2 separate regions of the Homo sapiens genome follow, and region 2 is linked to region 1. The links are chromatin loops, found by intact Hi-C in ENCODE. Cell type or tissue: ascending aorta. All regions are shown on one strand. Each heading gives the region's core, and the rest is flanking DNA. Links, peaks and the distances in the headings are about the cores only. Region 1 has its middle 81 kb from the start of GPM6B. Region 2 overlaps GPM6B (glycoprotein M6B).

Region 1 (9,345 bases), core at 927-8,926:
ATGCTTTGCCAAACTCTGATCTAGACGGCCATTTTATGATCAGATTTCATCCCTAAATTACATACCTGAATTGGCAGTTGTGTTTATCATAACTTAATATCAAGTCAAAGATTTTCAGTACAAATGTAGCATTTCTTAAACATGGTCTCAGGGATCTCCAAGATCTCACATCTAAGAACTCCATCTTAAAAGCATATAATTAATTATCTTAGTTTCTCAAATGACTAGATTTTCCTCCTAGGTTAAATTAAATTACCTACAAGCACGAGACGGTGTGGTGGTCACACTGAATCTACAAAAAAAAAAAAACATGCTTCCTGTCAAATATTGGCTTCCGCCTTCTCTCTGACCAACACATTAATGGAGTTGATGACAATTTATATCATGTACAAGCTTAAATTTCATTTCTTTTCCCTGCTCTGTATCTGAGGGCCAATCTTAATGAAAACCAATGGTCAAATTTGACTGAATGGCCAAAGCAGCAGCCAAAACGAAGAAAGACATCAGGGACCACAAAATGCTGTGTGTGTCCTGAGTTACTGAGTTACTGGATAGCCCATGGTTTTTAATACCCCACAAATAAGGGCTCATACACCAAAAGTCACCTACTAGCTCGTATCTTTACTTTCACTCATAAACTAGAGTTCCCCAAGTCACTGAAGGGAAGCCTTCCACAGATCTGGTTTATTTTCTTCACTAAAAGTAATTGAGCCTGGTGCATGTATGCCTTTGCCATTAGGGTACTATGCAAGAGAAGAGAATTTGCCTTCTGTGCAGAGATGTTGTAAACGGATGGAGGTCTCCCTCCTCTTCTCCCAAGGGGTCTTAAACATGCCTGGAGGTTTAGAGTAACAGGCTGAAACTCTGCAGGGCATTCCTTCTCTCCACATCCTCAGAGACCTCATGGGGAGAACTTGCTGGCGCCAGGCCTGGATCCTCCCTGGGATAAGCAAAGCTGATTCCAAGACGGAAACTCACTGTCACTTGGGAAAAGGTTGTCTCTCTAGGACATCTCAGGGAACAACACTCACCGTTTCCACATACGTAAGGAAGACAGGGAAGCAAAGCCCAGACACACTGATCCCCTCCAGGTGACCCCAAAACATTTCAGTCCACTAAGCCTTTAAATGAGCCCACAGATCAAACGGATGTGCATCACAGCCACTGTATGAATGACACAGAACCCCTCCTCTTCAAACTAGAACCTCTTAGATCGAAGACTTGAAAAAAACTATGCAGTATTATTGTGGTAAATCTGGACATAATACTGTGAAATCTAGCTCATCAGACAAGCTAGACAATAGAAGTTTATCAAGCAACCTTCACCACATTTGATCTCTCTTATGTGAATTTGTATAAGGCAGGTTTTTTCAGCCATGGATCTTAGGTACATTTCATTTACTATAGGGTTAGAAACGAATATTCCTATTTAGCATATTTGTCCTCTTAAAATAGTTGAGTCACAGGCTGAGGTATTTTATTGTACCTTGTTACAAATTAAATCATAGCCTCACACACTCATTTGCTACCGATTATTTACAAGTGAAACAAAAATTCATAAAACCACATAAGAAAGAATACAGGAGATCAAACAGTTGGTTAAAAATAACGTTGGGTTCTTTTCTAAATAGCAATTTGCTATGGAACCACTTTACATGTTATATCTTGCATCTGCAACAAAAGGGTCTGCTGTTTTTAACTCATTTTAAGGATGAAACATAAATCTGCTAAAATGTGGAGGTTTATATAAGCAGAGAACCAAAGCAGGCCTCCCATACACTCCCCCTATCTCTTATCCTCTCTGACAACTGTTCAGCCCTAGGAGATATAAATGACAATAATAAGTAAGTCGCAGTCACTGTTCTCCCTGAAACATTACGACATCATTTTGGTGAGTAAAAAAGCTCTTCATTCCTTGCCAAGTGAATATTTTCTTTTGAGGGTTTTTCTCATAATGGGAGAGATCTGAATTTGAGAGTGTCTACTGGGGCATCTCAGCTGATGCTCTGCTTTCTTTGTAGCTTCTAAATATATCCACATAATCACAACAGCCCAGGGGGACCATAAGCTCCTTAGCATCTTTCTGCTATGATCCTATCCCTCAGTAAGGCATTGACAATGGCTACAGTAAAACCCGTAAATCTAATTTTTGCAGAACATAATAACGACCTGGTACTTTTTTTTTTCATTTTTAGTTGTTTTAAGATTTCTAAGCTTGTGTTGAAACATGCTGCTTCATTTCCCTAGAGGAGAATAATTCCTTTAGCAAAATTCTTAGGTCAAGCCCGTGTGTATTTTGGAATAGACCAAAAGCTGGGGGTGGGGGGTGAAAAAATCCACAAAGAACAACATATTCTGGGGAAAGAATTATATAGCCAGTTATTAATAAACCTTTCTGGAAAGTGACTAGTGTAAAACAGAATTTTCCTGACTGTATACTAAGGACTGCTAGTTCCATGAGATTTTTATAGGTATTCAACAGTAAAGTATGTTTGAAAAGTGACTCAATTTGTATCTCTATCATAGGAAACAATAATGAATGTTAGAACATCAGCTGTAAAAAATCATTTTAATAAATCTTGATGTTTTAGACACTTCTATGACCTCAAAATCCTCATTTCTTTCCAATAAATACCTGTCCATATCTTGAGATCTAGGTGTCTGGTTCTTGGGGCAGAAACAGTAGGATACAATTAGCATTTTTGAAAATCTTAAAATTAGGGCTTTAGAAAAATCTTAAATATGGGACTGGGCATGGTGGCTCACTCCTGTAATGCCAACATTTTGCGAGGCCCAGATGGGAGGACCACTTGAGCCCAGGAGTTCAAAACCAGCCTGGGCAACATAGTGAGACACTGTTGCTAGAAAAACTTTTTTTTTTTTTTTTTAATTAACCGTGTGTGGTGGCATACACTTGTAGTCCCAGCTATTTGGGAGGCTGAGGCAGGAGGATCTCTTGAGCCCAGGAGGTCGAGGCTGCAGTGAGCTATGATCATGACACTGCACTCCATCCTGGGTGAGTGTAGTGTCATAATCATAGCTCACTGCAGCCTTTTTTTCTCCTTAAAAATAAAAGAAAAAAATCTTAAGTATGGTGCTTATGAACAAAAAAGTAAATAATATACAGCTAGAAGACAGGTAGTCCATCATTTTAAGAATTAAGAGAAATGAGACCTCCATATGGCTAGAAAAATAACAGAAAGAACTACCATGACTCCTATGAAAGGTGTCACCCCAAGTTGAAGGGTTACTGGTGTGAAATCATATCCTGCACAGAGACGAAAAACAGAGCCAGCTGTTCAGAAAACACATTATGCCTAGATATTAACCCTCATGCTTATAAAAGCTACTTTTTAATGCAAGAATTAAAATGTTCCTAAGTAATATTAGACAGAACAACATGAAATTGCTAGTTTTGTAGGTAAAACATGGCCCCATATTGACAATTTCTCTCTTTTTTTTCAAATTGAGACAGAGTCTTGCTCTGTCGCCCAGGCTGGAGTGCACAGTGGTGTGATCTCGGCTCACTGCATCCTCTGCCTCCCAGGTTCAAGTGATTTTCCTGCCTCAGCCTCCCAAGTAGCTGAGACTACAGGTGTGTGCCACCACACCCAGCTAATTTTTGTATTTTTAGTAGAGACGGGGTTTCACCATGCTAGCCAGGCTGGTCTCGAACTCCTGACCTCAGGTGATCCACCTGCCTCGGCCTCCCAAAGTGCTGGGATTACAGGCATGAGCCACCGCACTCTGCCATATTGACAATTTCCTATGTTTGCTCTAACACAGGAATTACATAGAGATAGAAGACAGGGTAATCTAGAGTTTTAAAAATTAAATAAGAGAAATTGTGATGGTTCAGTTCATTAACTTGATTTTACCCATGGAAACACAAATAAAGAACATTTATTCCAGATGACTGAGTCAACTGCTCAGCAGACATGTTTTCATTTGTAGAAAAAGTCTGTGTTTGCTTGTGTTAAGTATATACAATACACAGACTCAACACAATTGGGCTCAGTCTGTAAAGTCCCACTGGCCTTGAGATTTGTTAGAGTTGTGTACTTTAGATACTTTTCTTCTTCAGAGTCAACACATTTTTAAACCACCTTAATTGACCCAACACACTTTTTCTCCCTTCTGTGAATGGATCAGTATTATCCAGGTGACATTTACTTACTGTCATAATATCTTCCAAGACAGACTGTGGTTAAACTCACAAATACCTCCCAGGAGCAAATTGCATCTTAATAAATTTCATTTAACCTGAGAGTAAAATTATACTTGACAGAAAAAAAGCTCTCAAACAACCCTTCTTCAGATGAGCTACTTTTATCTCTTGCTACTGTTTTAAATTATTCATATACAAACTGACTATATTAACACATTAAATAATCCAGATGCTGCCACATGTACATCCCATGAAACAGGAATGGTTTGTTAATAAGCATACCTAGATCTACGCATCAATCTATCTGTTACTCTCTGGAGGGGAAAATCCTCCACAGTGAATTCTTGATTATTTCTGTTGTTTGAAAGAATCTTCAATCTGTGGATAATATTGCACTACTTCCCTACCCAGCTGCAAGTCATATTCAGAAGGCCAAAGGAATGTCCCAAGTTTGTTCCAAAAATGTCCAGATGGGCTCGCTCGAACACCACTCCAATAAACAGTGCCAGCCAGGCGTACACAGCCTGGTCAGCCCACCCAATTCCTGCCCAATAAGGGACAGGCATTCCCATCCTTCAACCAGCAGGGTCTCCTTTGCTACATGTAAATCTCCTCTGACAGCTCATGACTCCAAAAGTGTTTTCCTTTTAATCTGCTTAACTGCATTTCTTTATATTACAATTAACTTACTTCCCCATATCAGTTAGAGTAATCTATTAATGTCAACTGCAGAGCTTGACCACTACAAACTATTTGGGGCTATCACATTGAATTGAATATCACTCTTGCCAAGGAGAGAGGGTATCTGTATTTGTCCATGCTGCTTTACTGGGAGTAAGTGTGTGATTTCCTTTAGGCAAGGGTTTCCAACCTCAGCACAATGGATATTCTGGGCCAGATAATTCTTTCTGATGGGGGCTGTCCTGTGAATTGTAGACTATTTAGCAGCATCCCTGGCCTCCACCCACTAGATGTCAGTAGCATCCTCTAGTTATAACGACCAAAAATGTCTGCAAGACATTGCCAAATGGCCCCTGGGGAACAAATCGCTTCTGAGTGAGAACCACTGCTTTCGGCTTTCTGAAATTCTTAAAATAGTTTGAGAGCTAGTTTTAATTGCCTCTGTGTATTCTTAGGCTACTGCTGCTCAAAGTATGGTTCTGGGACCAAGCAGTGGCTGTATTACCTGGGAGTTTGTCAGAAATGCAGAATCCCAGGCCTACTTGAATGAGAATCTGCAATTTAACAAGATTCATGGGTGATGCCAATGCACATTAAAGTGTGAGCAGCACTAATCACCTTGGTTGGAATCTATAATTTAGTATCTTAGAAAGATGATGATTTGGAGCGAAAGGTGCCAACTAGGGCTGACAAGCCAGAATCATGTGTCATTCAACCATTGATTTCTTTCCATTTATGTTTGGTTTGATGTGTGCTCTTTATTTCTTTATATAGAGAAACTGGAAGAAGGGAAATCATGTGCTACCTCTGAGGCCTCGCTTTCTCACAGAGCTTAGCTCTATGTGAGTCACCTGGCTGTGTCATCCTGTCGGGCTCATCATAAGATACTAGGAATCACAGCCCAGACAAGGGGGCTTGTCTTCACAAACTCAGGTATATGCTTCTAAGGTAGCATGATACTAATTTTAAAAGCGGATCTACATATTAAAAATAACTGAAGATACAGAACATGCCTTTTCAACACAGGCAAGATCACCCCAATAGGATGAAAATGACTTCTTGAGGGGCAAAAACAACTTTACTCTTTAATGCATATAAAGCACAAATATACACACAGCACATAGACAGATATGCAGTGTATCTGGGGTGTTAAGACTGCATAGGGGCTGGGCATGGTGGCTCATGCCTGTAATCCCAGCTCTTTGGGAGGCTGAGGTGGGCAGATCACTTGAGCTCAGGAGTTCAAGACCAGCCTGACCAACATGGTGAAACCCCATCTCTACTAAAAATACAAAAATTAGCCATGCGTGGTGGTGGGCGCCTGTAATCCCAGCTACTCAGGAGGCTGAGACAGGAGAATCACTTGAACCCAAGAGGTAGAGGTTGCAGTGAGCCGAGATGGTGCCACTCCAGCCTGGATGACAGAGCGAGACTCTGTCTCAAAAAAAAAAAAAAAAAAAAAAAAAAGATTGCATAGGGAGGCAATTAGGAAAAAAAATGCTTAAAAAGTCTCCCAGGTTGTGGGGTGATAAAAAATTAAAAGGTTGAAAAAAATGGATACAAAAATGTAGCCTGGGTAAATGGATGGATTGTCAGCAGCAACCCACAGGAACCCACTAGTAGTCTATTTGTGTCAGAAGACAGAAACACGCAAGTATGGAATGGGAAAGACGATGAACAACAAGGACCAAGAACAGTCTGGAGCCCATGTTGCTGTGATCATACCTCCAGATGGGCTGCTCCTCAGTGGTGACTCGCAGCCCAGTCACTTAGGAGCTGTACGGACATTGAGCAACTTTCACTCTCTCCATGCCAAAATTCCCTACCACCCGAACAGGTTGACATGAGAATGAAATGCAGTCATTATTGGAAGGCATCCAACAGGACCTGGCATAAAGCTAGTTTTCATGAAATGTTAGCTCTTTTCCCATTAATCATCCTCTCCAGTTGTAAGATTTTAAAATGTCATTAATTTTGTTCCTTGAGCAAATCTACGCCTTCTTGTGTGGATTCTGAATAAATCATAAGTAGAACTTCATTATATGATAAAGTATTTGTAAATAGATGAGACTGTCTTATCCTGAAAATAACTCATTTAATAGAGTGAAGTTAGATGGAAGGTTTAGTCCAAAAGCTTCACACAGTCACTTGTTCGGTAATGCCTCATAGGTGGTCCTAAAAATCATCACTCTTTGCAAAATGCACAATAAAAAACACAGGGCTTATGGGAAAAATGGGGTTAGGAAAGCAACACTCAAAAATTTAATCAGTGACATTTACAAAAAGATTGCAACCTAATAAAAATAGTAGCACCATTTTACACACATTAAATAGTTAAGAAATACATAAACACAACAATAAATGTGTCACTTCGCCTAGAAAAAGGCCTGAAGTTGGCTGTGGGGTGGGTGTCGGAAGGGCTGCGGTTGGTGAGTTACTGGGAAGGGCTGGAGGGAGGGTTACCCGAAATTGGAGGGACAGTCATAACACCAGGTATGGACAGGTGTGGCTCTTAACACGCGGGGTAAACTGAGGTAGCTGTAGACATATGAGGTTGTGCCACGTGCGTGTTTTGTGTATTCTGACGTCATGTAGTTCAGGTGGGCGCAGTTTTCTGCATTCACCTAATGTTTCAGCAAGAAAAAATGGTATTAAGCAAATCCAAGATTCTGATTATGCACACATTGTTCATGGTTTCAAAGCAAGCATTACAGGAGAACTATCTGCCTGCTATATTCCAAAGCTGCTTAACTTTTAAATCTTGGATAGTCTCTAAAAAAAGCGGGATCTATTTTCTAAAGGATGTTTTAATTCAGAATCAGACCCATCAACTATAGTCTCAAGCCTGCAAACGGAACTCTCTAGCCCATTTTTCTCTGACAAGGCTTCCAACTAATAACATTTCACATCATTCCTGAGTTTCCATAGAGTTCAAGTATTTACAAAAGTCACACAACATGGTGAACGCAGGAGGAAGCTGCAGAGATGGTTCTAGACTTACAGAGAGGAGGCTATATGCAAACCCCTGTATGACTTGCAATGTCCCTTTGCCTCTCTGAGCCTCATTTATAAGATTGTTTTGAGGATCAGATAGCATATCTTGAAATTATCTGGGCCAATATTTGAAAAATATTAGTTGAATGTAAATCTGAACATAGACTGACTCACAATCATGAAGAAAGCATAATCCTTCTCTTTCTAAGAGGTAAGGAGCACTGAATTGGAAACATCCACTACTGCCTCGGCATAAATGGTCAAGTGGTCACTGAGGCAGCTAAAAAAATGCAGAGAAAATAGAAAATAAGCATCCCAAACACTAAGCTAGTTACAGACACAGGAAGATGTGAGGGAAAGCAGCCGCTTCTCCTAATTCAGAGAGAATTTCATTTTCTCCCTCAAGGTTTCATCTGCTCTCATCTCCCTGGTTTCTTGTGTTACCATCTGGAATGCCCCACTTCCTTGTTTTTTTTTTTAAAAAAAAAGGACTCAAACTTCCAAGTCTATAAAAATTATTCTTGCTCAATCCATTCCTTCTGTCGTGGTGTTTGAAGGAGCTTCAGAGTCATCTGACTTGGTTTCACTCTCCCCCTAAACCTGCCAGGGATGAGGACCAGTTGTTCCTAAAGTCCAGCCAGCCAGACAAGGTCACACGGCAAAATCCAAAAATATGTGCTTCCTTGTACTGGGGACTCTGGGTTCAAGTCTGCTACTGGAGTAGAGAACACACACTTGTACCTGAAGGATGCAGATCATAAGAACCTGGCTGTGAACTTGGTGAAACTGAGCATAGGGCCCCTTCAGTAAATTCTCCTATTGATCCCTACTCAACCTAGGACTACAAGTTGGACCTCCAGGGAGCTTTCCCAACCAAGAAAGAGATGCTTTGAAATCCTAAGTCTACCTGCTGATTTTATTTGTCATTACAATTAAATGACCTCTAATGTTGTTTTATTTTAAAAAAAGAATTGCTAAGTGTCACATAGAAGCAAAAAGTGACAACACAAAGTTACACTAAAACTATACACTTGTATAGTTCAAGTTTTGGCATTTGTTGGTCTAAATTCATAATTCCTATATGATCATTAAGTTTGTAGCAGAAGCAGAATATTAGTTGACTATGGAACAGGAGTATAAGTGTGTGGTTTTCCTGGCAGACTCAGTCTACCATCTCTGAGTTTGAATCTTCTTTAACAAAAATCCTTTGCTACAGAAATACAAATAAGATCCCATTTAGTAAGGTCTTTACTCCTTTGTGACAATGGGTACCTTCAAAAGCAACTGGGAAACACTCCATGCCTTAAATACACGAATGTTTACCCTCGCTCAATTTGTCAATAAAGGCAATTCCATAAATGTGGACTGGATTTTTTTTTTTTAGCATTTACGTTGATTATTTCATTTGACCGTTTCAGCCCTCTAAGCTAGACATAGCATGTTTCCCCCATTGCATTAATGAAAATGGCTTGCTCATAAAATGCTTTCTCAACATCGCCTCA
Region 2 (9,345 bases), core at 873-8,872, 110 kb before region 1:
AGAAAAAGATGAATGCCTGCTTTCCTGGCTAACAAAGTTGTATCTGGTTCTTAAAGGATAAAGATGTGAGGCCTTGGGGCTGTGTGGTCCAAAATGGTAGCCACTAAGACATGTAGCTATTTACGTTTATTTAAAATTAAATAAAATGAAAATTTCAGGTCCTCTGTTGCACAAACCACATTTCATATGCTCAAAAGCCACATGGACTAGTGGCTACCGTATTGGACAACACAGATATAGGACATTTCATCATCACAGAACACACTGCTTTGGAAGATACATTTTGAATTGTCACATATTTGATTTTCTATAACCCAGGAGCTGGGTTCTAACTGGGTTTTCTGTTGGATTTCATTAATTCAGTATTTTGTGAAGACCTACTGGGTGCCAAGTACACAAAACTGAAATAAGATACCTTTCTGGCTTCAAGATAAATCCAATACTGCAGGCAGACAAGTAACACAATTATTATAGTCCAGCATGATGGGGGCAAAGATACAGACCCCTGCAGAGCCAGTGGAAAGAGAGTGGAGAGAAGGGGGACAGGGAAGATCAGAAGGGCAAATAATTCATACTGGATGGGTCCTTCTACAGAAAGATCTAGTATCCAGAATACTTAAACAGCTGATGTGGTGACACTGATATATAACCAGATAAAATTGTTCATTAATTCTCTGTGTGTATATATAGATGTATACATCTATATATATTTTTAAACTAAACCCACACCCTTTTTCATCATTTGGAGTTAGGGTTAGGTGTTATGGTGCAGCACACTCGCCCTTTAACGATAGAACTCATCCTTCCAAATCCACAGTTGCCACTTCAAACGGTCTTTCATCCAAATGGTTAGAGCATTCCAAAGAAATATCACAGCTCTCCCAGGCTCAAAAAGCCAAGTGGGGTTAGAAGAATGATGCTGTTCAATCCCAAATTCAATACTAGATCAAAGCTAAAGTTTCCCTCCAATTTATATCTCTCAAGGACTCTGTATATACCTCATGCTGTGGATCTAGTTTTATAACAGCAGGGAAAACCAGGAACTCAAGAATTTGGGGGATCACTTCAATGAATCATGCTCTCTCAGCAGATGCCAATGCTCTTAGGTTTTCAGCAGATGATTTTATTTGTGGCTGTAGGAACCCTGGCTCCTATAGAACAGAAATCACCATCTTTGCTCCACTGGCACAGATAAAACTCTTACGGACTGTGCCAGCCAACATGACTAGAAGCTAGTGACATAAAATATGGGAAAAATTTATAGGACATAATACAGCTGGATGTAGAGCTTATTCTAGCTTGGTTGACCAGTTATCTTCAGGGTTAAGATTGCATGTGTGGTAGATATCCAACAATCTATAAATGGATCACTCTCCACTGTATCTTCTATGTCAGTATAGAAGCCACCTCTGGTCACAGTGTGCATGATATCTTTGAACACTGGGCAATTTAGTCACATATCACACACTCATCCTAGAGGAACCAAAACTGCTGCAAAAAGTTAGTAAGAAAAAGCTAAATGTGTTTATTTAGGAGCTAGAGGATATAGGTAATATAGGAGCTAGACCACCTAGGGCTTTCCAGGCCACCTTAAGAATTCTGGACTTTATCTTCAAAATCATGGGAAGCCTTGACCAGGCGCCGTGGCTCACGCCTGTAATCCCAGCACTTTGGGAGGCCAAGACGGGCGGATCACGAGGTCAGGAGATCGAGACCATCCTGGCTAACACGGTGAAACCCCGTCTCTACTAAAAATACAAAAAATTAGCTGGGCGTGGTGGTGGGCGCCTGTAGTCCCAGCTACTCGGGAGGCTGAGGCAGGAGAATGGCGTGAACCCGGAAGGCGGAGGGTGCAGTGAGCCGAGATTGCACCACTGCACTCCAGCCTGGGTGACAGAGCAAGACTCCATCTCAAAACAAAAACAAAAACAAAAACAAAAAGACAAAAAAAACAAAATCATGGGAAGCCACTGCGTTTTTTTTTTGTTTTGTTTTGTTTTTTGAAACAGGGTCTTGCTCTGTTGCCTAGGTTGGAGTGCAGTGGCACAATCACTGCTCACTGCGGTGTTGAACTCTCTGGCTCAAGCGATCCTCCCACCTCAGCCTCCCAAGTAGCTGGGACCACAGGCCCATGCCACTGCACCCAGCTCATTTTTTATTTTTTAATTTTTTTGTAGTGACAGGGTCTCCTTATGTTACCCAGGCTGTTCTCAAACTCTTGGGCTCAAGTGATCCTCCCGCCTCGGCCTCCCAAAGTGCTGCAATTACAGGTGTGAGCCACCATGCCTGGTCTGCCAGGGAGCATTTTTAAGCATGGGAAACAGATTGGGGTTGTGAAAGATCACTCTGGATGATGTGAAGGGATATATGGATCTGTAGCTGAGAAGAGCTGAACTTGGATGCTGGCAGCTTCTACTGGGCAACAAGGAAAACTATCAGAGGTCAAGAAAAGATATGAGTGGACCATTTGTCATTTGTCAATTCCATGTGCTTTGCAAAGTGTGTTCATTGGACCAGCAGTGTCAGCTTCAGCAGGGAGGAACTTGTGAGAAATAAAGAATGTTGGAAGTGACCCCAGACTGAGTCAGAATCTGCATTTTAACAAGGCCTCTGGGGTGATTTGTGTGCACATGAAAATTTGAGAAGCCCATTTCTAGTCAACAGTGGCATCTTCCCGGTCTCAGGTGTGGCATCCTGAGTCTGTTTGAAGTGCCTGCTTTCATATTCGATGGTGTGTGATGTTTTTTCTCTAAGACGTGGCCCACTGGGTTTGGCCATAACCCTCCAGTCACTTGTGAATCAAATGGCAAGTTCCAAGGACTACAGTTAAGAAAAACAAAATGTTCCAAGTTGTCCAGCCATCTTGAAAAGAGTGCAGCTAGAGTGCATTTTTGTGAGCCAAACAAGTACTGTTAACCTTGGAATTTTTCATGCTTTAGTGTCATGCCATAGACAGGGTCTGAGAAGACGGGAATTGAGTCACCTGAGAAAGCAGATTTCTAAACACACACACTCCAACCACCCCCTAAAGTGCTGGGAGTGCCTGTGCACAAAAAGGAAGTAGATCTGGGATTCAGGCTGTCCTTAGTAGTCATAGGCAAGCTGATGTTTTTAAATATAGGGGTGGTGCCAAGTACCAGCAGAACACCATGCTGTTAAAAGTTTACGATAGCTAAGGAAGATCAGTGCTTTTCTTGGATGCTCCTATAAATCCACAGACTGAATTTTCCCAAGCTTCAAACCAGCAATGACAACATTGGGTAACGTGAACGAGAAAAAATAAGGAAAGCATTTTTTTGATGACTGTGATGTATTCATGTAAAAAAATAATAATCAATGCCAGGTTTTTTTTTTTTCTTTCTTTCCTGAGAAAGAGTCTCACTCTATTGCCCAGGCTGGAGTGAGTGGTGTGATCTCCGCTCACTGCAGCCTCAACCTCCTGGGTTCAAGTGAGTCTTATGCCTCAGCCTCCCTAGTAGCTGGCATTACAGGCACATGCCACCACATCCAGCTAATTTTTTGTATTTTTAGTACAGACGGGGTCTTGCCATGTTGGCCAGGCTAGAATGCCAGGCTTTCTAGCACATTTTACTAGTAATTCTCAATACCTCTCACCAAACCCTAAAAGCCTCTGTTGGGCTGTCTTATGCCTTCATTTAGCTGGCCTCTGGATAAAAAGAATTTTAGGTTTTGATTCACACAAAAATTACAGTGTACATTAGCCTAAGACAGTTTAAATATAAGCCATGTAGTAGGGAAAAAAAAAATACACATCAATGCCTTTAAGTCTCAAAGGCTATTTTGTCTCCAGTATCCCTAGAACCTTTTGTGCAGAACAACAGAATAAAACACCTTTTGTCCTCAGGCTTGTGGATGGCCGTTGCCATGGCTGTGAGTTCATAATGGCCAAGTGATTTGCCCAAGTTGTCTGTGATCTTGGCTGCAGATTTAATGCTGGCTCAGACGTAGGGCTGGCAGGAACAAGGGCTCAGATTCTTCCCCAGGGAATGAATGTCACACATACATACACACACACACACACCCTCCCAAACACCCCCCAACAAACACCACACAAAAAAACCACCCCCTTACCTCTCTACATGGGGCCTTCCTTGCTATATTACTGATTCCTAATGAGCCACAAAATTAAAAAGAAAAGATGCAGGAACCAAGCTTTACAACTTTCAAGCAACAAGCAATGGGAAAATGGAGAGGGCGAAAATCCTAAGAGAAGCAGCAGTGAATGTCAGTGGACAGAAGCTTCCCTGATTCTGAGCTGGCCAAGCAATTCTCAACAGGGGGTGACTGTGCCCCTCAGGGGACATTTGGCAATATCTGGAGATATTTTTCGTTGCCAAAGCTGGGGGAGAGGGTGCTTCTGGCATCTAGTGAGTAGAGACCAGGGATGCTGCTCAACACCCACAGTGTACAGAATATGCTCTTATAACAAAGAATTACCCAGCCCCAGATGTCAATAGCTCCAATGTGGAGATTCTCTGAAGTAGCACAAAAAACATCTACATCGTTTAGACCACTGGTTCCTAATCCAGGCAATTTTGCCACCCAGGGACATTTAGCGGTGTCTGGAGACAGTTTTGGTTGTTACAACTGAGGGTGGGGGACACTACTGGCATCTAGTGGGTAGAGGCCAGGGATGCTCCTAAACCTCCTAGAATACACAGGACAGCCCCCATCCCCAAATAAAGAATGGTCACACCCAAAATGCCAATAGTGCTATAAACCAAAAATAAAACTCTGGGCCGGGCGGGGTGGCTCACGCCTGTAATCCCAGCACTTTGGGAGACCAGGGCAGGCAGATCACGAGGTCAGGAGATCGACACCATCCCAGCCAACATGGTGAAACCCCGTCTCTACTAAAAACACAAAAATTAGCTGGGTGTGGTGGCGCATGCCTGTAATCCCAGCTACTTGGGAGGCTGAGGCAGGAGAATCGCTTGAACCAGGGAGTTGGAGGTGGCAGTGAGCTGAGATTGTGCCACTGCACTCCAGCCTGGCGACAGAGCGAGACTCCGTTTAAAAAAAAAAAAAAAAAAAAATTCTAAGCACCCCCCACCCCACCCCCAACCATCTGAATAGATTCCTGGTCTCTGCCAGGGGGATTCCAAAGTTAGCCTGAAAAAACTAGTTCAGGCCATGATTGGAAGGGAGAGTCAAACATACCTCATTATACCCTCCTCCCTTCTGGAATTCAGGAAAAGCCAACCAGCATTAACATCAACAGACCTTAAATCTGCTAAGAGACATTTACAATCTATTCTCTCTGAAGCCTGCTACCTGGAGGCTTCACCTACAGGATAAAACTTTGCTCTCCACAACCCCTTATCATCATAACCCAGACATTCCTTTCTATGGATTCCAGGTCTTTACATAATTTTTAAATCTTCCTATAACCTGCAAGCCACCCTCTGACCCCCTTTGAGTTGTCCTGCCTTTCCAGATTGAACCAATGTACATCTCACAGGTATTGATTGATGTCTCATGTCTCCCTAAAAGGTATAAAAGTAAGCTGTGCCCCGTCCACCTTAGGCACATGTTATTAGGATCTCCCGAGGCTGTGTCACAGGTTCTTAAGCTTGCTAAAATTAACTTTCTAAATTGATTGAGACCTATCTCAGATAGCTTTGGGTTCACAGTGCCAAGAGTGAGAAACCCTGCTCTAAGGTTACAATACATAATTCTGGTCTCAGACATTTGGTGACACTGCCAAATTCTAAAATCTTAAAAAGAAATGCTTAAAAGAAAACTAACTTTCTTGGAAAACATTATAGAGCAGAGGTTCTCCATTTTTCCTACACATTGGAATAATCTGGGGAGCATCTGAAAATCCTGATGCCCTGGCTTCACCCCAGACCAATTTTATCAGAATTTATTGGGGACGGGACTCAGGAATTAGAGGGTTGGGGTTTGTTTTTTTGAAGCTCCCCCGGTAACTTCAATGAGCACTCAGTGTTATATAGCACAGGTCAGCAAACTGTGGCCCACCAGCTAAATCTGGCTCTCCTCATGGCCTGCAAACTCAGAATGATTTTGACATGATTCCAAGTGGTTACTTTTTTAACCGCTTAGAATATATTAAAAAACCTATTTTGTGACACATGAAAGGTACACAAAATTCAAATTTCTGTGTCTATAAATAAAGTTGTATTGGCACACAGCCACGCTCATTCATTTACATATGGTCTATGGCTACTTTCAAGCTACAAAGGCAGGGTTGAGTTGTTGCCACAGGTATTTACTATGTGGCCCTTTAAAGGAAAGTTTTGCAGACCTCTGTTAAAGAGCAGTGGTTCTCTCTCTCTCTCTCTTTTTTTTTTTTTTCCCAGATACAATCTCACTCTGTTACCCAGGTTCAAGTGCAGCAGTGCAATCTCAGCTCTCTGCAACTTCTGCCTCCTGGGCTCAAGCCATCCTCCTGCCTCAGCCTCCCAAATAGCTGGGACTACAGGAAAACTTTAACCTGCGTATAAATCTCCTCGGGACTTCATTAAAACGCAGATTCTGTTCAGGCAGGTCTGGAAAGGACATTGAGCTCCCAAGAGATTCTATCCTGCCTGCCCACCAGTCTCACTCTGAGCCAGGAGTGGGCCCTCAAAGACGGTCTGTGCAGCCCCGGCAGACCTCAAGATCCTTGCAGGAGGACTGTGAAGCCAAAACTTTTTATAATAGCACCAAGATGTTATTTACTTTTTTCACTGCTTGACATTTGCACAGTAAAACTGCTGATGCCTGAGCGTGAATCGGGCAGTGGCTCCATAGTGTACTTAGCAGGAACACATTCCTCACTACCACGCGCTCGCAAGAAAATAAATTAAAAAGCCAGTTTCACTTCCAAATGTCCTCGATGCAATAAAAAATTATTAATTTGATTAAATCTCAACCCCCGAGTATGTGCCTTTCGAACAGTTTGTGTAATGAAATGAGTGAGAGGATGCAGAGAGCCCTTCTACCACAAACCAGCGTGTGACAGTGGGCTGCAGGAAACATTCTTATGTAACTGAGTTATGAGCCAAACTTGTACCTTTCTGGGGGCAAACACCCCCTTTCTTGAAAGAATGCCTGACAAGATATAGTTTTTTAGACTTAAGTATTTGGCAGAAACTTTCCCAAAAATGAACAGCTTGTCACTTCAAAGAAAACAACTGATAGTATCTGTTGCCAATCAATTTTGGAAAACTTGTACCTGCCATAGTGAGACTGACAGCTTCCAAATACTTACCAGACTTCTTGATGAAATTGGTGGTGACATTAACCAATGAAATTTTTTTGACATGGTTTAATTAAATGTGTCAACGTCTGGAAGATCTGCACAACTCAGAGAACCAATATTTTCCAAATAGCCAAGGGAAAATAATTCTTGAATATAAGAGTCAATCAAAGTGCAAGATCAAGCAATGAATTTTAGTGGAAAAGAGTACAAAAATATCATCAATATGGTTTCAGATTCCACATTACAAGTAGTCTTTAAGAAACCACTAGCTGCTGAATTTTGGTGTAGTATCAAGGAAGAATTTCATAATTATCTGCAAAGGCCATTAAAACACTCCTCCATTCTCCAAGCACATACCTGTGAGAAATTTGAGTTTTCTTCATATACTTCAACCAAAGCAAGATACCCCAAGATGCCTCTGAATGAATGCAGAGGCAGATGTAAGAGTCCAGCTGTCTACTGTTAAGCCAGATATTAAAGAGATTTGCAAAAATGTAAAACAGTCCTATTCCTCACACTAAAATATTATTTTCTTTTTGAAAATCGTTATCTTTCCTAAACATTACTTAGGTTGACATATAATGGATTTGCTATTATTTTAAATGACTAAGTTTATTATTAAGTAATAAACTTCTCAGTTCTAATTTCTTTTCTTTTTTTTTTTTTTTTTTTAAGATGGAGTCTCGCTCCATCTTAAAAAACTCAAAGGCTGGAGTGCAGTGGCACGATCTCAGTTCAGTGCAACCTCTGCCTCCCGGGTTCAAGTGATTCTCCTGCCTCAGCCTCCCAAATAGCTGGAATTAAGGCACATGCTGCCATGCCTGGCTTATTTATTTATTATTTTATTTTATTTTGAGATGGAGTTTCACTCTTGTTGCCCAGGCTGGAGTGCAATGGTGCCAGCTCGGCTCACTGCAACCTCAGCCTCCCAGGTTCAAGCGATTCTCCTGCCTCAGCCTCCCAAGTAGCTGGCATTACAGGCACGCACCACCATGCTGGCTAATTTTGTATTTTTAGTAGAGACGGGGTTTCTCCATGTTGGTCAGGCTGGTCTCGAACTCCTGACCTCAGGTGATCCGCCCACCTCGGCCTCCCAAAGTGCTGAGATTACAGGTGTGAGCCACTGTGCCTGGCTGGCCTGGCTAATTTTTGTATTTTCAGTAGAGATGGGGTTTCGCCATGTTGACCAGGCTGGTTTTGAACTCCCGACCTCAGGTGATCTGCCCACGTTGGCCTCCCAAAGTGCTGGGATTACAGGCATGAGCCACCATGCCCAGCCCTCAGTTCTAGCTTCTAATATAGAAAATATTTATAGGCACAACTCAGAAGAGCAAAGGCGTTTTGGGGTCAACTGTTTCTAAGCACATAAAGGGACCTAACACCCAGAAAGTTCTGTGAACCACTAATATAGTGCATTAAAAAGATGTGAAGTCAGTTGACAGGGGCTTCCTGTCCAAGAACAAAGTGCGAAATCAAATATAGGTTGCTTCTCAGTTCTCACGTCTTTCATGCAGTCCTGGACATAAAAGTTCAACTACATAACGATAAGAATGTGGAAACTATTTCTAATGATAGAAAGGAAATCACTTTTTGGCAGGTCCTTTTAGAAGCTTGTCCTAAAATCTGTTTAATAAGGGATTTTCATTTTTGTGAAAACACTATGGAAGTCTTAAAATAGATGAGCCTCTAACATTTGCAATATGGTACTAGCAGAAGATAAGCAAGTCAATAAAAGCAATGATACGCTTCCATGACTGGGAATAAACAAATCCAACAACCAGATACTTGTTAGTCTCTTCCTTTGCCTTTTGTGGGAACTGGCTTTGGTTTTCCCAAAGGCTTTTAGCCTGGTAAAGTGGGACAGCAAGGAATCATGGAGATCAATGGAGAGTAGGGGAAGCCAGCTCTAAGTCCAGATGACACAGATTTTAAGAGCACAGCAATCTGGAGGCTACTCCAGACATTTGAGAAGTATTTAATATCTGCAATTTTGAGCTTTAGCAGCAATCAGTTTCCTTGACCATCTGGGCGACAGTGTCTCTACTTTCCTGGATTCCATTCCATTCAATGAGTGTCTGTCCAATACCTGCCATGTGCAAGCCACTGTGGTGGGGTCT

Evidence for each region. A loop is a pair of places that touch in the nucleus more often than their neighbours do. Peaks named below come from ENCODE experiments on the same cell type or tissue, not always from the same donor. Only the 100,000 strongest peaks of a DNase experiment are listed, where the experiment ranks them.
Region 2: a loop joins it to region 1, with 3 times the contacts of the local background. A loop is called at or near these places in 4 of 110 quality-filtered maps.

What each region holds. Positions count from the first base shown.
Region 1 is chrX:13,893,116-13,902,460 of GRCh38, forward strand. It overlaps a transcript of GPM6B not described here. Among named protein-coding and RNA genes, the nearest start is that of GPM6B, 81 kb to the left of the region's middle. In ascending aorta, for the core only: a CTCF peak has its summit at 5,156 (motif pointing right); DNase peaks (open chromatin) are centred at 2,326, 5,197 and 6,656; H3K27ac peaks cover 972 bases.
Region 2 is chrX:13,787,862-13,797,206 of GRCh38, forward strand. All of the region lies in intron 2 of GPM6B (glycoprotein M6B), which reads right to left. Among named protein-coding and RNA genes, the nearest start is that of GPM6B, 25 kb to the right of the region's middle. In ascending aorta, for the core only: no CTCF peak of the experiment used is centred there; a DNase peak (open chromatin) is centred at 3,923; H3K4me3 peaks cover 895 bases; H3K27ac peaks cover 1,187 bases.